Linked DNA regions of Homo sapiens: region 1 is linked to region 2. Evidence: chromatin loops called from intact Hi-C (ENCODE). Cell type or tissue: A673. All regions are shown on one strand.

Evidence for each region. Peaks named below come from ENCODE experiments on the same cell type or tissue, not always from the same donor. Only the 100,000 strongest peaks of a DNase experiment are listed, where the experiment ranks them.
Region 1: a loop joins it to region 2, with 7 times the contacts of the local background. A loop is called at or near these places in 1 of 110 quality-filtered maps.

What each region holds. Positions count from the first base shown.
Region 1 is chr10:109,383,692-109,391,691 of GRCh38, forward strand. No RefSeq gene overlaps it. Among named protein-coding and RNA genes, the nearest start is that of XPNPEP1, 540 kb to the right of the region's middle. In A673, CTCF peaks have their summits at 3,491 and 6,496 (motif pointing right); DNase peaks (open chromatin) are centred at 1,290, 2,810, 3,250 and 3,360; H3K27ac peaks cover 5,023 bases.
Region 2 is chr10:109,443,675-109,451,674 of GRCh38, forward strand. No RefSeq gene overlaps it. Among named protein-coding and RNA genes, the nearest start is that of XPNPEP1, 480 kb to the right of the region's middle. In A673, CTCF peaks have their summits at 4,225 (motif pointing left) and 7,959 (motif pointing right); DNase peaks (open chromatin) are centred at 4,177 and 7,277; H3K27ac peaks cover 2,083 bases.

The DNA of each region.
Region 1 (8,000 bases), 60 kb before region 2:
CAGGGGGTCAGACATGCCTCACTATACCTCTCTGCCATTAAGGTCAACACAGACTTTAGGTCTGATGAGAAATATTTTATAACCTATCCTCTCTGAAGCCTGCTACCTGAAGGCTTCTTCTGCAAATAAGAACTTTAGCCTCCACCATCCTTCTTTTTCTTTCTTTTTTTTTTTTTTTGAAACAAAGTCTCACTTTGTCACCCAGGCTGGAGTGCAATGGCATGATCTCGGCTCACTGCAACCTCCACCTCCCAGGTTCAAGCAATTCTTTGCCTCAGCCTTCCAAGTAGCTGGGATTACAGGCACCCACCACCATGCCCGGCTAATTTTTTGTATTTTTAGTAGAGACAGGGTTTCACCATCTTGGCCAGGCTGGTCTTGAACTCCTAACCTCACGATCCACCCACCTCGGCCTCCCAAAGTGCTGGGATTACAGGTGTGAGCCACCACACCTGGTCCACAATCCTTTTTCTTAATCCAGACATTCCTTTCTATTGATCCCAGGTATTTAGATAAACTCAATCAACTGTCAACCAGAAAATTTTTACATCTACCTATAAGCTGGAATCTACCTGCTGCTTCAAGTTGTCCCAACTTTCTGGACCAAACCAATGTATTTCTTAAATATATTTGATTGAAGTCTCATGTTTCCCTAAAATGTATAAAACCAAACTGCCACCCCACCCACCTTGGGCACATGTTCTCAGGACCTCCTGAGGGCTGTGTCACGGGCCATGGCCATTTGGCTCAGAATAAATCTCTTCAAATATTTTACAGAGTGTGACTCTTTTCATCGACAGAAAAAGCTGAGCTAAGACAAAAAAAGGTCCAGCGCTGAGGACATTTTCTGACTTAATCTCAGTGCATCTAGGTCATTTGAGGGCAGAGAAGGTCCCTAAAAAAACCCGTAAATTAAACTAAACTACAGGTAACTGTTTTCTAAAACTAGCAAAAAATTCTTTTAAGTTATGAGATTCAATAGATTTAAGGTGCAGTTTAGCTACAAGTAACGGTAGATAACTGAGTTGGAATATTAGATAGAGTGCTGGCTGGAGAAGTCATTTAATACTCTACATCTCAGCTCTGTCTTTGTAAAACGGAGATAATAATCGAATCTATTTTATAGCACTACTGTGATGGGTAAATGGTGATAATGAATTTACAGTATTTAGCTGAGTGTTTAACATTTAAAACTCAATACTTGCCCAATTGTTGTTGTTGTTGTCATCCTTTAACTTGTTAAGCAGGAAATAGAGGTCTTAGAAATGATATTGCAATGGAAAACGTGGGAGACAACTTCCGTGACAAATCAGTATCTACCCTGTATTATGTCAAACAGACTCTGCTTCGATGGTTAATTAGGGAAGAGGGAGAATGAAAAGAAGTTGGTTAATGGGTACAAAAATACAGCTACATAGAGGGAATACGTTCTAGTAGTCGATAGCATAGTAGGGAAAATATAGTTAACAATAATTTATTGTTATTTCAAAATAGCTAGAAGAGAAGAATTATAATATTCCCAACACAAAGAATAGATTAATGTTTGAGGTGATGGTTATTCCAATTACCCTGATTTCATCATTACACATTGCATATAGGTATGAAAATATCAAATGTGCCCCCAATATCTATACAACTATGATGCATTAATAAATAAAGTATATATTTAAACTCTGGTAAAAATGAAAATCTAGTAACTCAAAAAAGCCTAAGCCAAATTTAATGCATTAAGAGGCTATGAAAATAGAGCAAAAAAAAAAAGAATTTAAAAATTTATAACTAAAAACAAAGATCACCACCACCCCAACTCCCCTACTCCCCTACCACTCAATGTGGAAATGTCCCACATAGAAGACCCCTTAATAAGCTATAAAACACATCGTTTAATTCTCTACCAAGAGGAGACAACTAAATTTAAGATCCCTGAACCTAAAACCCCTACAGAGGCCTTTAGGAGTGGGGACAGTTGGGTCAGGATCCCCGGCAGGAAAGCAAGTATTCTATGACCACACGGGACAGGCAGCTGCAGGCTTCTATGGACATCATTCGTCCTTAGTAATATAATATTTTAATGTTGCAAATATATACAAGCATGACAAATGGGGGAGCACAAAATGACCATTAAGAGTATAATATGTGTGTGAATAACCCATCAGAATAGTCTCTGCAAATAAAGGACCATATAAATGCTAATATTCCCACCTCTTACTGGTAATAATAACATGTCATCTGGCTGAAACAGTTCCTTAAGTACTTCATGTTCTCTGCTGGAATCAAGTCATTAATCCCATTTATATAGTTAATGGGGAAACCATGAGTCCAAATTAAGGTCCTAAAGAAAAGTACTGGAATTAATGACAAAGGGGAATCGTTTTTTTCTCTACAACTTTATGTTGCTTTGCTAAATAGAACTTTTTGACCCTGAACTTTACCTTGAATACTGAATAGTTCACACAGGAAAGAAATGCTTAAAACACCTACATCAATAGTTTTGGAGTTGGTCAACCCACACATGGCACAGTCACTCTAGTCCCCTAGTGACCACAGTCACTGGACTCTTTCCTCAAGCATCCATATTCCGATTAGCCCCATGAAGGTTGAGTCAGCTTTTTCAGCCTGCCAGTGAGCTAGGACAGCCACCTGCCATGCCACATCATCCTCCCCTGAAGCTCTAGGTGGTGATGCACTGTCAGTCTGTGGCCTCTTCCACATGAGACACAGTAGCACATAGTAGTGATATGTTTTCCTGAGCTCCAGAGTCAGACAGATATCCCTGCTCTAACAGCATCTGAAGCTCCTGGGTCAGTTACCATCTCTCAGGCTTGTTTCCCTTGTTTTTAAAGTGGATGCAGAAGTACAAGGTATTCTTGGGATTATTTGCATAATTATTTATTACTATTAATAAACAAGTGACCAGAAGGAAAGAAGGAAGATGAGGGAAGGAGGATGCAGAAAGGAAGGAAAGAAGGAAGGAAGGAAGGAAGGAAGGGAGGAAGGAAGGGAGGGAGGGAGGGAGGGAGGGAGGGAGGGAGGGAGGGGAGAGGGAGGGAGGGAGGGAGGGAGGGAGGGAGGGAGGAAGGAGAGGACTCCCTGAAGAGTCACTGCTTTATTCAAAACACCAATGACAGGATAGGCTGCAGGAACTCTTACCAGAGCCCAAAGTCTCTCATACTAGACAGTCTGTCCTTGTTCTCTGTCACTGAGTGGTTCAGGAGCAAAGCCTGTCAACCTGAAAGAAGCAGCAGCCTCCTTCTTGGAACCAGACCCATGGTTCTTTGAGCATCAGGGAGAGCATTAGGTTTTTCATGGGGTAGTGGGGTATATACTGTGAACACATTTAAAGATTACAAGGAAAGTGAGATGCTAAGTCTGTCTGTGGCCGTGCTTCCAACAGAGAACACGTCTGCCCAACCACTTCATTCCTGCTCTACAATTACAAGCCTATTTAGATTGGGAGATTACAGCAAAGGAGCCTAATGCAGCTGAAATGACCATTGTTCGCCATTCCTCCCACAGGCATCCTCTGGGGGAAGCACTTGGGCACCAGCCTGGGTCCTGTGGGATTTTTTTTTTCTCAGCATAAAGAGGCAGCCACATTTAAAGGCAGCTTCTCTCCCTATTTTGTGCCCAGCATGTGGGGGAAGGGGAGCACAAAACATTATCCCCAGAGATCCTCAGGCCCCAGGCTCACTGCCCATGAACATAAAATAGGTGGCCTGGGTCCCTGCTCTGGGGCCCTGTGCTGAAGTGAAAGTAGAGCAGCCAGGCAAGTTATTGTCCAGGACTGGTAGAGGGAGTGAGACAGGCATGAGCAGGGCAGGAGAGGGCTCTCCCCAGCCTGCAAGGAATGTCAGGCGTTGGTTTGGCAATCATCACATTGCCTCTCTAAAAGTGATAAATTGGCAGCCAGCACCAGGGAGTAACCATTTCCTGATGGTCCATACCTGCTGCACTAAAGTGTTCATTGAATGCAGATGCCAGGGAGAAGCAACTTACCAGGCCTGTGCACTAAGAGACAAAATGGCAGAGTATGACATTCCAGGGGCACTCCACTGGAAAAGGGCAGAAAGCCTCAGAGGAATATGCATACAAATTTCTAAACACGCTGCATATGCTCACTTCCCAAGGGTACGGGCAGCCCACCGTAAGAGAAGAATCATGGGAAAAGGGTGCAAGTTGCTGGAGGTGGGCCAGCCTATAAAGTCCCAGGATCAAGGTTAAACACCACACTTGTTCTTCAAGTCGCCCAAGTGGACCTCTTCCAAGTGTACTTTCCTTTCTTTCCGGCTCTAAAGCTTTTTTATTATTTTTTTTTTCTTTTGAGACGGAGTCTTGCTCTGTTGCCCAGGCTGGACTGCAGTGGTGCCATCTCGGCTCACTTCAAGCTCCGCCTCCAGGGTTCACGCCATTCTCCTGCCTCAGCCTCCCGAGTAGCTGGGACTACAGGCGCCCGCCACCATGCCTGGCTAATTTTTTATATTTTTAGTAGAGAGGGGGTTTCACCATGTTAGCCAGGATGGTCTCAATCTCCTGACCTCGTGATCCACCCACCTCAGCCTCCCAAAGTGCTGGGATTACAGGCGTGAGCCACCGCACCTGGCCTCTAAAGCTTTTTAATAAATGTCCACTCCTGCTCTGATACTTGCTTCCATCATTTTTTCTGCCTTATGCCCCTCAGTCAAATTCTTTCTTCTGAGGAAGGCAAGAATTGAGGTTGCTGTAGACCCACACAGATTTGCCACCAGTAGCAGATACCTCCCACTGGTAACAGGACAACACATGTAGAGAGTGAAAGAAAGCACTGGTGATAATATACTGAGAAAACAGGCATAGAATGTGACTACCCACAGCCGGTCATCCTAAGCAGAAGACAGGCTGCTGAAGCAGGGAGTGATTTTAGAGGGGCTGCATACTGGGGAACCATCACAAGGAGCAGGAAGTGGCCTCTGTGCTGGTTACCTTCTCCATTTAAACTATCTTCACTGTTTTTCAAAAGAAGGAAGAAAAGTAGGCAGGATGGAAGGAAGGAGGGATGAAGGAAGAGAGAGTAGGAAGGTGGTAAGAAAAGGAAAGAAGGAAAGAAATGATTTTTAAACAAAATATATCAAAACTATTAAAAGTAAAAAATACAGAAAAGTACAAAAATTTACTGAAATATTACCAGTGTGGGGCAGAAGAGATAGTGTCATCTTGTGTTGAAAATCATTTTTTTCCACATTTCCATACTTGAAGAATAAATAGATAAATGGAAGGAGGGTAGAAAGACAAAATAATTTTATGAAAAAAAAATCTTACATTATGTACTTTTAATAAAAGGAGTTGAATTAAATTTTACATAGTACCCACAAAAAGGAAACTGAAATGAAACTAAGGGAAATGTTACACTTCACATAAACGCTTCTTCATTACCAAAAAATATGAGTTCCTATTTCCAAACTCCCCAGTTCTCTACAATACTGCATACCCTAATCCCCCGTCTGACCTGACTCCAGTCACCTGTTGGCCTAACTTGGATTAAAGCAAAGTCCATTTTCAGATCAAGAGAGCAGGCAGCTTTGGCAATGAGTCTGGGGAGTATAAAGACAGTCCTTCTGCCCCTAAGAACTCTTTCATGATCCTGCTATGGGCTTTTCCATTTCCACCTTCAGTCACTTGCCTGGCGGAAGGTTCCTGTTGTGTTACTTGGGGAGGTGTCAGGGCTGCAGGTGTAGCTGTGCATCCTCCTTTAATGAGGGGAGTACAGTCAGGAAACGCAGGACTCAGAGCACAAGGGCAGAAGAAGCCACACCCAGGCCCCACTCCTGCCATTTCTTTTCTGCAACGGCATCTCGCACTAGCCTTTCTTATCCTTGAACTACTATTTTTCATTTCTGCTTCAAAACATGGAACAATGGTATCTGAGTTTCCTCCAGCCCTATTTTTGAGTGATGGTAAGCAAACATTTTAACTGTAAAATGCTTCTAATAACCTGGCCAGACTCAAAGCATCTCAAAAAAGCAAACACCCACAAAAATATTGCAATCTATGCTCATCTTAAAAGCAGAGCCAAACAGCTTATATTTTACAGATTCAAGAGAGAGTTTAATCTTAAATATGACCATACAATTCCATTTTCATTTTAAGGACAGTTATGCTAATAAGAGCCTTTCTGAAACACAATCTGATGAATATCTACCCTTCTTCCTTGATTCTGGAAAGCCCACTCCCTCAAGAAAGGGTTCCACAGCCCAAGTCAACCTGGTGGACTTCAGCATCATCATACTCTTCCTCGCCCAGTGAGAAGTTCCCTTTGAAGCAGCACCAGCACCCTCTTGCATTCCATTACCAAGACCTAGAAGATCCCTTGATTGTCAAGAGATCTTGCTTCCTCCCTTGAGGAGGAAGCAGGTCTTTGAGGTCCAGGCTGGACATGGCCCTGGGTAAGCACCATCCCCAGGAGACGGTGCAAATCTCCTTCCAGCTCCTGGACTTCTGACAACTGGGGCTGGGGCCACTAGGGGCAGCAGGAGAGAAGGTCATCACTGAAGGCTGTGGCTGAACATAATGTCACTGTTGCTTTGGGCACTCAGAAAGGTATCAGAAAACCTCTGACCAACATTACGGATGGACTTAAAATTAAAAAAGAATTGCCGCTAATAATAAAGGTTAAGTAGCAGGGTGCTACTATGCAGCTGTTGTCATCTCTAATGAGACAGTTCATCCTAGCAGTTGCAGAGAAGTCTGCTGTCAGCTTAGACCTGAGGAAGGGAAGAGCAGTGCCCAAAAGGAGAGACAGGAAAGGGAATCAGCATTCCCCATGCACCCACCCTGATCAACAAGGCCAGATACTACTTCACAGATGATATTTTTAGTATTAAAATTGCCCCATAAGTTATGTATTATTATCCTCATTTCACAGATGAGGAAACCAAAGCTCAGAAAGGTTAAGTCACTTGTCCAAGGTCACAATGCCAGATGCAGAATGCAAAGCCATGTCTCCCAGAGTTCTTTCCACTGCACAGGGTGCCTCAAGAGATGCACATATCAGCCTCAGCTCTCTCTCTTACTGGCTGCAAGTATGGCCTTGTGCCTAGCAAGGGGTGGAAATAAGTCAAGGCCAGCCTGTACAGGGTACAGAGTAATTGACTACATTCAAGGAGAGAAATTCAGGTGCCCTGGGGCCTCAGAGAAGCCTGTCTCAAACCTGGAATGATTTAGTTTTGGCTGGAGACAGTCAGAGAACAGGGTGGTCACCTGCAGAGGAACATCTCTGGAGAGCATCTGACTGTAAGGCCTTTTTCCAAGGAGCCTTAGATATAACAGTCTCCTTCAGCTGGCCTGTTTTAGATGCCCCAACAGCAGGAGAAGGTTCCAGGTGACTTCCAAAGGTCTCTATCCATCATAGACAAATCTGATCAAGCATGAAGGCAGGCAGTGCCTCAAGTCAAATCAGAAATATCTCTGGAATAAGAACTGAGGTTGATAGCTCTGACTGTAAGCCACTTAGGCAAGTCACCTAACATCTCTGTGCCTCAGTATCCTCAGCTGAAATGGGTTCTCCTCATTCATATCTCATGAGGATCCAGTGATAAAAATAGGATGGTGATTTAGGCCGTTCTTGCATTGCTATAAAGAAATACTTGAGATTTAGTCATTTATAAGAAAAGAGGTTTAATTGGCTCATGGTTCTGCAGGCTGTACAGGAAGCATAGCACTGGCATCTGCTTCTGTGGAGGCCTCAGGAAGCTTCCAGTCATGGTGGAAGGTGAAGGAGGGGTAAACATCTCATGTGACAGAAGCAGTAGCAGGAAAGAGGAGGTGCCACACACTTTTAAACGACCAGATTTCATGTGAACTCAGAGCGAAAGCTCACTTATCACCAAGGGGATGGCCCAAGCCATTCATAAGGGATCTGTCTCCATAATCAAAACACCTCCCACCAGGCCCCACTTCCAACATTGGGGATTACATTTCAACATGAGATTTGAATGGGGACAAATATCTAAACTGTATCCGATGGA
Region 2 (8,000 bases):
CACTTCTCATAGAAGCATAGAGGAGTAGAAAGAAGTAGGGAAGACCTCCAATGCCTTTGTCTTTTAGGAAAATAAAATCCTGACTCTGAGGATAGTCATGGCATGGCCATTGTTGTCTATTTATTGTCCTGGGTCCTTATGCTCAGAGTCAGCAACCCCACACTATCAAGCTCACAGACAGCCTAAGAAATGATCCAAAGACTCCTCTGTCTTATGAAAGCAGGCTTATACCAGGAACCAAACACTCAAATGCAAAGCCTGGGTTCATCTCTGAGGAGGCCTGGCTGAGATGTCTGGCCTCTCTGACACTCTATTTTCACTTTTAGGGAAAGAACAGGCAGACTGCATCTCCTCAGTGGGAGAAGCAGCAGTGCTGGAGTGGTAAAAGGCACAGACTCTCAGACCAGCCATGAATATGAACCTAGCTGAGAGACCCAGAAAAAGTTACTTAACTAACCTCCCTGTACTTGAGTTTCCACAGCTACGAAATGAGGTCAAATAGTAAACTTAGCCCACTAGGTTGTTCAGAAGATCAAACGACATTTTAACTGTAAAGCTCACTGCAAATTGTTGGTTTGAGATCACAGTCATGAGAGAAGTTGGTAGACTGCATGGTGTCCTTATTACAGGCTCTTTTGCTCTGCTCCCTAGAGCTCTCCCCACAGCATACAAAGTGATAGTTTTATTATTGTTATTATTGTTCCTTCTCCAAGATTTCAAATTCATGTGAGGGAAAATTTCTCAGTAGGATCTATTTCTGTTGAAAGTTAGTGTGTGGCCAACTCTAAGGCCATAAAGCTTTCATCCCCTGTTCCATACATTCACCTAGAAATAGGCCTGGGCAAAATCAGTTCTATGGGAGCAAAAGACTCCTTCAGGATCTTGCATGCAAAAAGTCCTAAAAGTTACTGAGACTGCATTTCTGAGTGCGTATCTCTTTATTATAGGGTGTCTGAATGTACCTCTCTGCGCCACTCTGTATCTCCGTGAATATAAGTCTATGTGTGTCAACTTCTGTGCATCTTTCTGTGTATCCTGGACTATTTCTATACATGGGAGTACTTGTGTGTGTGTGTCTTTTTGTGTATAACTGTGTGTCTCTCCATGAAACTATATCTATGTCTCTATGTGCACGTGACTCTGTCTCTATGTTGTGAAGGTGCGTCTGTGTGTATCTGTGCCTATGTGCATTTTTATTCTGTTTTTTTTTTTTTTTTTTTTTTTTTTGAGATGGAGTCTCACTCTGTCACTCAGGCTGGAGTGCAGTGGTGCGATCTCAGCTCACTGCAACCTCTGCCTCCCGGGTTCAAGAGATGCTCCTGCCTCAGCCTCCTGAGTATCTGGGACTACAGGCTCATGCCACCATGCCCAGCTAATTTTTGTATTTTTTTTAGTAGAGACGGAATTTCACCATATTGGCCAGGATGGTCTTGAACTCCTGACCTCGTGATCTGCCCACCTCAACCTCCCAAAGTGCTGGGATTACAGGCATGAGCCACCGCACCTAGCCTCTCTGTGCATTTTTCTAAGAAGTTCTAGGATTGCATTTCAGCACAGAGATGTGCCTAAATATGTGTCTGTGTCTGCTTCTGTGTCAGGAGCCATAGTCTATAACCGTGTGTGTGTATGTCTAATAGGGTTGTATGTGTCTGTTTTCTTCTGTCTGTGTTATATCTATCAGTGAAACTCCCCTTTTGTATCCCATGCCATGTACATGTGTGTTTATGTGACAAAGGACAGAACAGAGCAACTTCAATTTGGCTCATCAGTGATCCTAGGTTACTCCGTGTTGTGGTCAAACCAACTCTTAGAAAACACAGGCCATTAGTTCTCCAACCTGTCTGCTGAGGCTCCAAGGAGCTTTTAAAGAAACCCTGATGCCCAGACTCCACTTGTAGATATTAAAATTGCCATTTCTGGCTTTGCAGTGAAGTCTGGACATGCGAGCTTTGTAAAGCACCCCAGTTGATTCTAATGTGCAGCCATGGCTGAGAAGAACTGTACCAGGGTCTCTACCATTCTCCCTGGAAAGCCAAAAACTACTTTCCTTGCCTTTCACATCAATACTATCAGTGGGGAGGGTGAGGGAGTTTTGAATAATTTGCCCTGTATGAAAAGGACAGAGCCCCCTGCCTACTTTCTTGCTGAGGAGGGAGGCACCCCACCTGACTGGACCCTGTGAATCCACACTCTTCAAATTAACCTGTGAGATGACTGAGGAAAAAATTCTCCTCCGAGCCCAAACCTTCTTTCATATCAGCAGATACTCACTTTCTACATCTATATCTGTCTAATTAAAAAGATGTACTGCTACCTTAATTTCCATATAAACTCATCACATTTATTCCAAGTGTTTGGAAAACCAAAGGAGGATTTATTAGTACAATAAACAAAGTGTTTCATAGAAATTTAAATGCATTTTTTGGCATACTTTACCAATAAAAAGAAAGAAGAGAGGTCCAGAATGGAGCAATACCACTCATATGTGGAAATGGAAATCTAAAGACAGAAATGAGGGAGAATCTAAGAAGACAAAGGAAAAGCAATGAAACCTCAGATGCTTAGACCCTGAAAAGCAGGGCCACCCTAGCCCATAAAATACTTTTGTACATATTAGAGAAAGACACCCCTCCCCAGGATTCAGCCCCCCACTACCTTTAGAGAAGGGTGCCTGGGTTAATGTCCTGTGGAAGCCCCGTTGGAAATGTTTTACCGAGGAACAGTCTGTTCTCCCACCTGCAACTCCTGCTTCTTGAGAAGTATCTGAGAATCTAGGGTCTTCTACCCATGAAGATTCATTCAGGCCAGTAGACAGACTTTTATTTAGGCAAGAAAAAAGGTAGATTCCAACAGTCCTTTGGAAGCACTACTGCACCTGGTAGTCTACCTAAAAATCACCAAGTTCTCACTGAATATTTGTTGAATGAACAAATTTCTTTTTCTGAGTAGGACATTGAGAGGGCTCTCTCAGCCAACTAAAAGAAACACAGAGGCACTGAGTATGCTTTTGGGAGTTGCCAACTTTCTCACCAGAGGAGCCCTCCTGTGTATCAAAGTATCCATGGAAAAGGATCAAGGTAAGGAATGTGCTATGCTCATCTCACTAAGAGAAATGCGAAGAAAATATACTACACATTATGTATCCCAAGCCCACAATTTAAGGAAAGATTCATGAAGAAAATACGAGATTGGATTACCTGGGGAAGTTGAAGACAGGAACGATGGAAGCATCACCAAATTTTAGAGCAGAAATTGACTCTGGAGACTGTCCAGTCCAGCCCTTTCATTTTGTAGTTGAAAAACTGGTGCCCAGAGACACAAAAGTCTGCATCCAGCCCCTCAGCTAACAAGTGATAGATTGGATTTGAGAACCCAGCTTATTTACTCCTCATCTGGTGCTGTTTTCATGCTCTTGTCTCCCTCTAGAAAGACTTGAGCAAAAAAGTTTGGAGGTGGAAAAATAAACATGCTGACCTTATTAACCAGCGTATGGACCATTACAGCTCCAGGGTTTCTGCCACCCCAATTCACCGATATTTTTTAATAGAATGATCAAAATGTCTTTTTTTGGGGGAGGGGGTGGAATTAAGGATGCCTCTCTTTCCTCCCAGCCCCACTATTTTTTTTTCTTTTTTTTTTTTTTTTTGAGACAGAGTTTTGCTCTTGTTGCCCAGGCTGGAGTGCAGTGGTGTAATCTTGGCTCACCACAACCTCCACCTCCCAGGTTCAAGTGATTCTCCTGCCTCAGCCTCCCGAGTAGCTGGGATTACAGGCAAGCACCACCATGGCCCCAGCCCCACTATTTAGCACACAGTATAAATGGTTACAAGCATTATGTAAATGTTATCATCAGCAAGTGGAGTTTGAGACTACCCCATTACTGTTTATCCTCTGACTCAGGGCGACGGGCTCCCAGGGAGGTGGGGGTTGTGCCAGTGCCTGTTTATGCTGATGAAATCAAATCTCTGTGTGACAGTTTATAGGATGTCCCCCAAAACTTCCCAGGAATTATCCAAGAGTTTATGCAATCAGTGTTTTTTACATTAGTCGTTTGAAGTTGTTCAAGCAAACTGCCAAACTGGTCCTATCAAGCTGATCCAACAATCTTTTCTCTGTCCCAGAATCCCGGTTATCTCCGACACACCATACCCCACCCCTGCCTCTACACACAAACACTTGTGGCTGTCTCCCTTGAAAGCAACAGGCTGCCACCCACTGGTGAGAAATTAGCTTTCAGAAACCACAATATTGGCTTTTAAGACCCTGGAGATAACAGAAAGAAAATGTCAGGTTAAAACTTGGTAGTTCTTAAAAGGTGATAATAAGAAAGTGATCATTAGAGAAATGTTGCCAAGATTTAGTTTCCTAGGGTGGGAAAAAGAAAACATATGAGAAAAGAAATGAAAACATTGGGGCAACGCCTAAAGGGGAAAGAATTTTTCCTTGGTGAGTCCACAACTCTGAATTTAGCACTTGCAGTTACAGCAGGTTGCCGCATATCTCCTTTCTCCCAAGAAGAATACAAATCTCAGGATTGAAAGATTTTATTGCACCCATACCTCTTAAATTCCCCATCCCCCAACACAACGCTAACAAGAAGCTCCTCAGTCAGTTGAAACAGGTCTAGTGATTTTGGACTTGTAGTCTGGCTAAGAAGCTCAGCCCATGCTTGCCCATGCCTATATTAAGTTCCTCCCTAGTCAACAGAAAAATCAGTGGAAATCTCGATTAGTAAACAAGATAAGAAAACAATGTTATTCTCACTAGTAATCAGAGGAGTGCAAATTAAAACATCAAGGTACTGTTTTTCACCCAGAAAAGTAGTAGCAATATTTCTCATTGATAATACCCCTTTGTGTTAATACTAATGCAATAAAATTAGCACTTTCATACATTGCTGGCAGCAGTGTAAATTGTTACTACTTTTCAGGAAGGCACAGTGATATATCCACAGTTCACACTCTTTGATCCAGTGAACATATTTCTTGTAATTTTTATTTTTAAAAACACAGTGGGAAAACAATTATATACCCAAGCATGTTCATTGCAGGTTTGTTTTGAAATGACCTACTGTTTTAATAGAATTGCTACATCTATCATTATACACTGACACAATTGAGTAGAATCCAGAAATTGTAAATGATGGTCAGAGATAGGTCACATTATGGAGTTTGCATACAGTATAATATTAATTCAAAAGAGAAGGATGCTATATCAGCCACGGTTTACCCTCTAGGCACTAAGAATCAACTGGCATTAGCTTCATCACATAAATATATATTAAAGCAGTCGCTGGGATCTGGAAAGCCAAAGTGAGTGGCAATCCAGCCTAGAATGTCACAGAGTAGTCCGGGAAAGACAGTGTGGCTGCTGCTGACACAGCATAGACACCTCAATATTCATGACCACCAGCCTCTGCACTGAAGCCTATAGTCACTGACCACTAACTCCAGAACCTGGATGTAGCTGTCCCTAGAACATCAGTGTCTCCTGTGCAGTCCCTTCATCTTCAGGTCACCAGCTTTTAATTCAAGTCTAAGGTGCACCTGTTCATGAGCTTTAGGAGCTGCTGAGACAGTAAGGACCTGGCATTTGTAGTTGCCACAGCGGGAGGAAAATCTCCTGAAAATTTTTACCAAAAAGGATGTAAATGCTAAACAGTCAAAAAATGATATATTTCCACCAGAAACACATAAAACAAAAAAGATTATGATTAGAAGTATGATTATGATTATGACTGCAACCAGCAAAAACTATTTACATTAGGGAAGAATTAAAAGTGACTGGATTTACACACAGAAGTTTGGGTGATTTTTCCTCTTCTCTCATAATGTTCAATCTCTGAATCAAATGTCCTTTTCAAATACATGCATTAGTTTCCTAGGACTGTTGTAACAAATTATCACAAACTTTGTGGCTTAAAATAAGATAAATTTATTCAGTCCCAGTTCTGGAGGCTAGAAATCCAAAATCATGGCCCAGGCCATGCTCCCTCTGAATGCTCTAAGAAGGAGTCCATCCTACATCTTCCTAGCTTCTAGTGGATGCCAGCAATCTTTGGTGTTCCTTGGCTTACAGCTGCACCACCCAACATCTTGATTACATTTGCAAAGACCCTGTTTCCAATGAAGGTCTCATTCACAGGTTTCAGGCAGACATGAATTTTTGGGAGATACTCTCTAATAGTACAATATTTTAGAGCTTTCTTCCTTTTGTTGAGACAAAGATCAAATATGTGTTATAAGGGACTGGCCTATATTTCTTTGGAATCCAAATATGGCTTTTGTTATATCACCTAGCATAAGGTTCAGTACATACTGGCATTTATTAAACACTTGATGAATGACAGAGTAAAGGAAAATACCAGGTATGGGAGGAAAATGTAATAATTAAAAACAGATAAATGAATAAATCATTCTATATGAAGCTAATTTTAAAATCTACAAGAACAGAGACAATTTCTATAACCTCCTCATGATCAATTTTAATATCATCATCATGTATTAAAGAATCTGACAAAATCACACCTGTCTATCCTCCTCATAGATGTTACAAAAAGGCTGCTTCCTAAATAGAACCATAACAAAAATACTACTACTACTAATAAGCCCTGAACATGAGCTGAAAACCCTTTAACTCAAGGTCAGAGTAACACTGAGCAAAGCTATACAATACAGAAAGAATGTCATTGATTTCATTGGTAGATGCTCTTTATGTTTTGAAAAGATAGGTGCATAAATATAGGCACAAAGTAGGTTAGCAAACCAAGTAGTTTAGGAGCGTTGAGTAGGTTGGGAAGATAAGTAACTATGTAGGCAAATATATATATATATATATATACACATACATACATATAGGTTAGATAAGTAGAATAATTAGGTAAGTAGATAAAATTTAACTGTGGACCTATTTGCATTTTCCAGAACTCTCAGACAACAATATCCTGAGAAAAATACAACAACAGAAAGGGCTACAGTGGGACAGATTGAGGAGTGGGGATCTGAGTACAGGTTAAATTATTAGAAGGCAAAAGGGAGGACACCAGTAACTGTATACTAACAGTCCATAAATTGAAAGCAATTAAAATAGCATGCCCCTGAAATGCACCTACCACAGGGTGCATTCCAGTTCTGCATTCTCCAAATCCTTAATTACCCTTCACTGGATGGGAACTTTGATCCCTTATAAATTGCCTTAGCCCCCAGGGAACTGGAGATCCAGCTCTTGGGAGCCCTCTTGTCAGTGGAGCAGCCCCATTGTTTGGGAACAGAGCTCAGCAACAAAGAGAGAAAAGGGCAGACATCAATCAAGTCAAATGACAAGCTCCTCAAAGGGTCTGAGTGACCTCATTTTTGCCTAGTGAAATCCTATTAAGAGGCTTTCAGGAAGCTCACAGTTTAATTCAACAGTAATTACCTTTGTACAGTGAATAACAATCCTAATTTATTAACTGTATATAAATAGTATATGACTTAATTTTTAATAAACACAGCCCGCCTCAGGTGCCAGTGAGGAACATGGGCATATATTCATAGAAGTTCCTGTTCTGCTTGAGCAAAGCAAAAGAGAAAAGTAATTCAAAGCAGGTCAAGATATTACTTTTGCAGTCAATAAAAAGTTATGAGCATGCTCAGATGCCGTTCAAAACATTCCAAGATATGTCCTGGCTTCCTTGAGCCACCCACAGTTCAACAGCAGACAACAGAGAAATACAATAAGATGAAGGCATATATCAGAAATAAAATATGTATCAATAAGAATGTGTTCACCACAAGTTAACTTTGAAAAAGCTTATTAAAAAGGGCTTAAATAATAAAGTTATATTTTGTTTACTTAATAAGGAATTTGAAAAAAGTAACTCAGTGCAACAGCTCAATAACATCTCAAAAATCCAAGTTCTTTGTGTCCATTCGTTCTGCCATCCTCATTCTTACATCTGTGCCTTTATCATCACAAGAGGGCAGCCACCGCTCCAAGCACATTCAAGGCAAAAGACTGCT